2 separate regions of the Homo sapiens genome follow, and region 2 is linked to region 1. Evidence: chromatin contacts called from ENCODE Hi-C or POLR2A ChIA-PET data. All regions are on one chromosome and are shown on one strand. Each heading gives the region's core, a stretch centred on a gene start or an enhancer-like site at or near the end of the contact. The rest is flanking DNA. Distances are from core to core; before and after follow the strand shown.

What was found. A loop is a pair of places that touch in the nucleus more often than their neighbours do. ChIA-PET counts read pairs that join two places held with the same protein, here RNA polymerase II (POLR2A).
Region 2: a map of posterior cingulate gyrus shows a loop between it and region 1 (6-fold over the local background). The contact joins two enhancer-like sites. A Hi-C loop is called at or near these places in 1 of 168 maps with a recorded cell type or tissue (posterior cingulate gyrus). POLR2A ChIA-PET finds 5 or more read pairs at or near these places in 1 of 52 experiments (Caco-2).

Annotation. Positions count from the first base shown.
Region 1 is chr1:226,525,202-226,528,952 of GRCh38, forward strand. No RefSeq gene overlaps it. Among named protein-coding and RNA genes, the nearest start is that of STUM, 22 kb to the right of the region's middle. Within about 2 kb of position 1,735, at least 14 of the 41 ENCODE cell types and tissues checked have a DNase peak (open chromatin) inside an H3K27ac peak, as active enhancers do.
Region 2 is chr1:226,873,685-226,877,391 of GRCh38, forward strand. It overlaps PSEN2 (presenilin 2), which reads left to right. Exons shown (of 13, transcript NM_000447.3): 3 at 1,681-1,866. Among named protein-coding and RNA genes, the nearest start is that of PSEN2, 4.9 kb to the left of the region's middle. Within about 2 kb of position 2,392, at least 6 of the 41 ENCODE cell types and tissues checked have a DNase peak (open chromatin) inside an H3K27ac peak, as active enhancers do.

The DNA.
Region 1 (3,751 bases), core at 485-2,984:
CAATAAAGGCTTATGGAGTGAATGCTGGGAGAAGGCTGGGGCAGCCTCATCCAGGAGCATGTCACACTATTTCTCCCTGTGCAGAATGCTATTATAAACTCCAATTGATCTTGCTATGTTTTCATTTCTATGTCATTACCACAAATATGTACCCAAACCTTGTTTTTGAAAGAAAAAACATCTCTTCCCCAAACCACCTGGGATGGCCCATGATTTGTACCTTCACAGCTTTGGAGAATGGAATATAAAAAACAGCATAGCGTCCAAACGGATCTGGACGTGGTCTGTAGGGCAATAAAATAAAAAGTAATTTATAAGTGGCAAGAAATTTGAACTGAAGCATAATTTTATTTTGTGAGGAAAGCCAAGCTGTTCCATATAATTTGTCATTCAAACGGGGCTCTCTGACTTGCTCAAGCCAAAGGCTCCTAACTCCTTCCCATCTCCGACTGACTCCTTCTGATTTAATTCTAAGTGGCCGAGCTCCCGGTATCTCCAGTAAAGATGTTTGCTATCTCTTGGCTTAGGCAGGTTGTCTATACTCTTTGTAAATGGCTGATCTGAGATGAAAAATTTTGGCCGTATTATCCTAGAAATGTGCTCCTAGAAAAACTCTATCAGTAGTTTTCAATTCTCTATCACTGTTTACCAACCCATTCCAAAATTTAGTTGCTTAAAACAACAATTTATTATTTCTCAAGATCCTGTGGTTTGGCTGAGCTTAGCAGCGCAGCCCTTCTGTTCCTTGTGTATTGCTTAGGTCACTCCTGTGGTTGCCTTCAGCTGGGAGCTTGCCTGTGATTGGAACATCCAAAATGGCCTCTCCTCATACCCCATTTTCCATGGTGTGATTATTCCACATTGCATGCCGGTATCAAAACATCTCATGTACCCCATAGATATACACACCTACTATGTACCCACAAACATTAAACATAAAAAAATAAGGAAAAAATGGACTACCCTTTTCCAGGGCCTCTCTCCACATGGCCTTGCACCATTCAGTAGCCAAACTTGAGCTTCCTTCAGCAATGGCAGCTGGCTTCCAAGGAGGAACTTCCTAAGGGGGCAAGCCCAAATTTGCAAGTGCTTCCAAGGCTTCATGCCTGCTAATATCCCATTGGCCAAAGCAAGTCATGAGGATGATCCAAGAGTCAATGAGAGAGGGGAATACACAGTCCACAAATACTAAGTGACATGTTTCCTTGACCACCAATATAATAATCTACACAAGTGCCCTCTAAGGAGAATGGAACAGGAGAGGAGAAGACTAGCCTGGGGTGAGCTGCATTCCTTTTAGTATAAGTTCCACGACTTCATGACTTATTCTTTGAGCTCCAGAGGCAGAGCCAGTGGATGAGGGCTGCAAGGTAGCAGGTTTGGATTTTAATAGGAGCTGCCTAACAGTGAGACACCTGCTTTGTGAGACAGTGAGCCACCCATTGTGGGGAGTATTCAGAGAGAATCTAGATTGCCTCTTGGTGGGAATGTGTAAGGAATTCTTGCCCGAGCTAAGAGCTGGACTAAATAATGGATAAGCTTTCTTTTAACTCGGAGTCTATTTAAAGCTCTCCTAGGCAGGCCAAGAACATTTGTCTCACAGATAACAAATTCATGTCAAGCCACTTGCAAGGTGGGGCGAAGAACGTAGTCCTCCAGGTGGAGAAGATCCCAGCTGTGGAAGGGACTCTGTCTGCGGATTGGGAACATTCTTTGTGCTCTCGTTGATTGACAGCTGCACTGGGGTTGAGAGGGCGGGACTTCCTGGCCCAACCAGCCGTGAGGGAAACAAACAGGAAAAGGTGACTGGGTCCTGGTCAGCACCGTCCAAACACGCTTCCCACAAGTACTTCAGCTCCACACAGCCCTTCAGGGGCTGCCAGGGAAAGAGGAGGCAGGGGCGGGGGAGGGTAAGGGAGGCTGTCTGGGGAGAAGCCACTGACCTTGCACTCCATCAGAGCAGCTCCACTTTCGTTCTTGCAGACTGAGTTTTCTTGTGAGATTTTTGTTTAAGGAAAAGCTTCCAGGGCTAAAATTGAAAGCTTTAAAACTACTCAGAGCGATTTTATCCATGAGAGACATTAAGTCAGCCGAAGTGCCCTGCTGCAGGGGGGACCCTGCGTAGCGGTGGAGGACGGGGGTAGGGAGGCAGCCCTCCAGGCCTTTGTTATTGAGGGAGGGCAGTGGAGGTGCTCAGGGTGGGGCAGGGCTGGGGCCGGGGCCAGAGTCAGCTCCTGCACCGAGGTGCGGTCTCAGGGTACAGTTTCAGGGGGCTTGGCCCTTCTTACCTGGGGGTGGCCCCAGTCTATCTAAAGGCACTAAGACACCCACAGATGACAGAGCCAGAGCCAGGGACGCTGGGACGACCACTCCTGGGGGCACTGCGGGAATGTGAGGGCACCAGTCCAGCTCCAGGTCTGACTGGAAGATCTAGAGCTCCCCTAGATTTGGAGCTCGCCCTACACTCCCGGCAGCACCCTCTCTGGACAAGCCTGGGAGCCCGGATCCTTTTGCTCCAGAGCGCCTGGCACGTCCTCAGGGTGAGGCATCCTGGTGGTGTGCTGAAGGAGGATACCCTCCCATCTCAGCTTCAGGCAAGCATTCTTAGGGCTTCAGGTCCAAAACACGACCCCTTTCCACCTCCAGACAAAAACAGAGTGGGGCCAGCAAGGTGGTCAGGATGGAATCTTTTGGACAAAACCAGTGCCTCCTGGAGTGAGAAGCAGACCAGTGTACCATAACTGGAGCCTGTCTTCGGCACCTCCCACCTCCTGTTCCAGGACACCCTCCCCTCAACACGTATATTAGTCTTCTATTGCTTTGTAAGAGATTGCCACAAGTTTAGCAACTTGAAAAGACACCCATTATTCTATGGCAGTTTTTGGGTCAAGAGACTGTACGGCTTCACTGCATCCCTTGCTCAGAGTCCCCTGGGCTGTATTCCCCTCTGGAGGCTCACCTGGGGAAGAATCCACTCCCAGATTCACTCAGACTGTTGGCAGCATTCACTTCCTTGCAACTGTACCAAGGGATGGGGTCGGGGAGTGTCCCCCTGTTTACTGGCTTTGACTGGAGGCTTGCCCTCAGGTCCTAGGCTGCCAGCTTCCTGCCACAAAGGCCTGGCCACTGATTTCTTCTGCCCTCAGGAGATGAGGCAGTATGGTATTTTTGTACTTAAACATAGAAAAGGTACAGTAAAAATATGGTATTATAATATCACTGACAGTCTCTGCCCTCAGGAGGCCCTTCTCTTTAAGGGCTGCCTGCCTGATTAAGTCGGGCGCACCCAGGACAATCTCCCTTTAGATGAACTCAAAATCAACCAATCTGGGACCTCAATTACCTCTGAAAGTCCCTTCATTTTTCCCATAGTCCATTGGCTAGAAGCAAGTCTCAGGTCCCACCTAAGCTCAAGGGGAGGGGGATATACAGGGTGTGAACAGCCAGGGGACGGGAATCCTGGGGGGCGTCTCCCACACTCCTCTTTTGGAGACCTCAGGACCCAGTACCCTAATCCCTTCCTTCACTTGTGAGGACCCACACCCTGCGACCCCTGCCACCTGCCCCTACCATGCACAGCTCTTCCAGTCCAGACCTGCTCATAGCAACTCAGTTTTCTGTCCTATCCTAACACAAATTTTCTCCCAGCTGTCAGACAAGATAGACATAATTGGATCAAAGAAGTCCCCAAAGGGGACTCTGCATCGTCTTTGGGGGGCTTCTGCCTTATTCCAAAGAAGTGACCGGGAGA
Region 2 (3,707 bases), core at 1,142-3,641, 350 kb after region 1:
GTATTACAAGCATAAGCCATTGCGCTGGGCTGAGATAACCACTCTTAACATGCATTTCCTTCCACACTGTTCACATATGCATATTTATCTATTAAAACAATAGAGGGAGGGAACCGTAGGTGAAGTTTGTGTATCCTGTTTTTTCTGTTATGCCTTCAGAATTTTCCTTTTATTGAGTACTCATGGAAAAGCAGATTTGATGGCTGTGTAGAGCATTTGAATTATTTATCCTACCAGTCCCACAGCAGGACACTTTCCCACCCTCCCTTTTGCCCCAGAGAAGCAGTGCCCTCTGTCCTCCCCATGCCCATATGTGGGCACTCCCCACCATGGAGCCAAACCTACCTGGGCAAGTAGCAGAGGGAGAGCAGAGTGAGCCCTGGGGGCAGGAGAGAGACTTGAGAGTTTTGAGGTGACAGATGAGCTGGTGAGTGAGTGATTAGGGAGCATTTCTTGACACATACCTGCCCGTGGTGAAGGCATGTGTCTTGTGAGTGTGCTCCCAGAAAGCCTGTGTAGTGTGTGGTGGGCCTGCCTGTGTGACCAAACCCTGGCCACTGGGTACGTGACCCTCACAAGTGCTGACTGGGCTGAGAAGAGCTCCTTGATGGGCAGTTTGGAGACTTGAGTTGTAACTGTGGCTTTTGGCCATGGGACATTAACTGATTACTTTTGCCCCTCTAGGCTTCAGTTGTCCTTAATTATAATACAGGGAGCTGACTAGGTGGCGTTGATGGCCTTTACGGTCCTTGCCAGCTCTGACATTGTCCTATGGATATGTCCTTTCATTTGATAATATGTTTACGTGGCCATAGTGCCTGGGGCTGGGCCGGGAATGGAAACTTGATCTCTGGGGCCTGGCCTTTGAAGCCAGTTCATGTGTCTGGTGGTTCAGCAGATCCGTAACTTTCCAAGAGGCACATCCATAGGCTACCGTGTCCTTTCTCACTGTGTCCCTCCTCCATTTCATCTTCTTTATAACTACGACTTATTGAACATCTACTGTGTGCTGGACACTTTACAGGTTATCTCTAGGTTTTACGATAATCTTGCAAGGTATGCCTGTTCTGCTTTTTACAGCAGAGGAAATGAGCTGTGTCAGATTAGACTGTCTGAGGCCTCTTGGCCAGGGAGTATGTGGTTCAAATCACATAGGCAGGCGATCTGAACCCTGTCAGTCTCCAAAGCCTCTGCTTTTGACCGCTGACTTGCTGCTGCTTGTTTAAAAATAAATGTGTTTCTGGAGCCTACTCCAGAGGGGCGTGCTAGGGGCTCCCTCTCCCACTTCCCCACAAACCACCCTTTTCCCTGGCTGCTTCAGGAAATGAGAGAACTCTGCCTGGGCCCCAGGCACTTCTGAGTGGGACAGGGCTGTTAGAGGTAAGTCTAGAGCCTGGCCCAAAATTCAGGAGGCCCCATCAGAGGGCCCCTGGGGCCTGTGGTCCGGGAGGGTGGTAGGGCAGTACCTCACTTCCCTTTGAGACTCAGGCCCCAGCTCTGGCTTAGGCCAGGGAGAACCATCCCCAAGTGGTATGTGTTACTATATGAGCTGAGATGGATGGTCAGCTGGACCAAATACATAGTCGGGTACCCAGGGCCAGGGGGAGGAAGGTGAGCAGGGAAGCTGTGGGCAATTGTCTGGGTATCACCTGACCTTAGCAAACTCTTCCTTGTTTTAAGCGAGGACGTGGGACTTCTCAGACGTCAGGAGAGTGATGTGAGGGAGCTGTGTGACCATAGAAAGTGACGTGTTAAAAACCAGCGCTGCCCTCTTTGAAAGCCAGGGAGCATCATTCATTTAGCCTGCTGAGAAGAAGAAACCAAGTGTCCGGGATTCAGACCTCTCTGCGGCCCCAAGTGTTCGTGGTAAGTGCAGTGACTCCCAACCTGCTTTTGAACCCTCTTTTTCCATTAGGATTTTCTCCGTGGAGGCAGATTTCCATGGGAGTTTGCTGTGGCATTTTGAAATCTGTTTCTTACCTAGTTCCATTGGCCTTAAATGTTAAGGCCAAAGCCTTTACATTTCTCTGTAATGAAAAGAAGGTCGAGGAAATTGGGTCATTGGGTTTCCATAATGATTGCAGGAACTGCTGACACAAGCACGGCTGGGGAGATTCTCTAGGTCAGACTCCCTTGGTTTGGCTAATTCAGCAGTTTGATCCCATTCAGCTGATTAATGGGAATGTGCAGTGGCTTCTTTGGATGTTTGATTTTGCATCCTAATCCAAAGCAGCTATCAGCCTCAGCACTTCCTTGTTGGAAGGCTTTCCAGAACGTAGTCTATGTTGGACACTTCCTTCTGCCTCTCTGCATTTTCCTGCCACTTCTCTAGAGAATGGGGTGCAGGGGGTGGGAGACGGGGAAAGCTGGTCGCTGAGTGGCTGATGGGACTTGACATCACCCAGCCCCACCCCCACCTGCCCGTGAGTCAGCCTCCGGGGAGAGTTCATCGCGTCACCGGCACTCTAATGTGGACAGACACCTAGCAGTGTTGTTTATCTGCACACGTTTGGGTGGTGATTTTTCCCTCCAAGGATTTCAGAGCACCAGCAGGCTTCAGAGCAGACTTAGGTGGCTTGCAAAGCAGGCCCTCAGGAATTCAGAGGGTAGCAGAAGTCCATCCCAGATGCTCTGTTTTCCTTCAGGAGCTAGGTAAATCAGAGGGGCTGAGGGACAAATGAAAAAAGTTACAGCCTTTGAGTCCCATCTGCTCCTCCTGGCCAATGAGAGGGGATCTGGGAGGGGCAGATGTAGAGGAAAATCTGTCTAAATGTTGATGCTCGTTATTTTCCTTTAAAGAATTAATAGCCTAAAATAAACCCTACAGATACAGTCTGTGTTTATTATGGCGACTTAGAGAAATGCAGAAAAATATCAAGAAAATAAAAACCACTCTTGGTTCTACCATGCAAAGATAATCATCTTTAATGTTTTGTAATATTTCCGATCTTTTATATACATACATTTTATAAGGACATTCAGATGATCAGGTTCGTAAAGTTTTATGTTCGGTTAAATTTAACAGCGTGTCATTGTTCAGGTTATTAAATGTTTGAAATAAGATTTTTGGTGGTCCTGTCACAGTCTCCATGAAGTAGCATTTCAGGATCGAAAGGTATGCTGTGTTTAAAGTGTTGATTCTTACTCCTTTCAGTTAAGGCCAGTGCAGTTTGTCCAGGTAGTGACTGAGACCCAGTTTTTCCACACTCTCCTCCGCAGTGGGCATTGTTTTGGGCCTTTTTCAGCCCAAGAGCTCTCTTCTCCCCATGCCGCTCTGCTGGTCTGAGATTTTTCCACTCCTCCTCCTCCCTAGTTGCTCTCTGACCAGACTCTAGGTATTCAGGAGAAAGTGTTCATTGTCTCACTCTCTCATGTGGCAATCAAGTAGTGCCAAGCAGTGAGAGGGTGAAGGTGGGTGGGTGAGGGACACTCACCTTGCTGAGAAAGGGCCCCAGCCTGTTCGGGTGATTATAAAGCAGAGACAGTGCCAGGAAAAGTCTGACACTGGCTGAGAATCACCCGGGGACCAACCATCCCGAATGCGGATCCCTGACACTGGGTGAGGATGGAGCTTGGAGATCTGCATTGTTAATAAGCAGCCTAGCAGAGTGGTGAAGAGTCCAGACACACTACCTAGGTCCAAGGGTAACCTTGAGCTAATTACTTTTTGAGCCTCTGTTTCCTCATCAGTACCATGGGGAAGAATA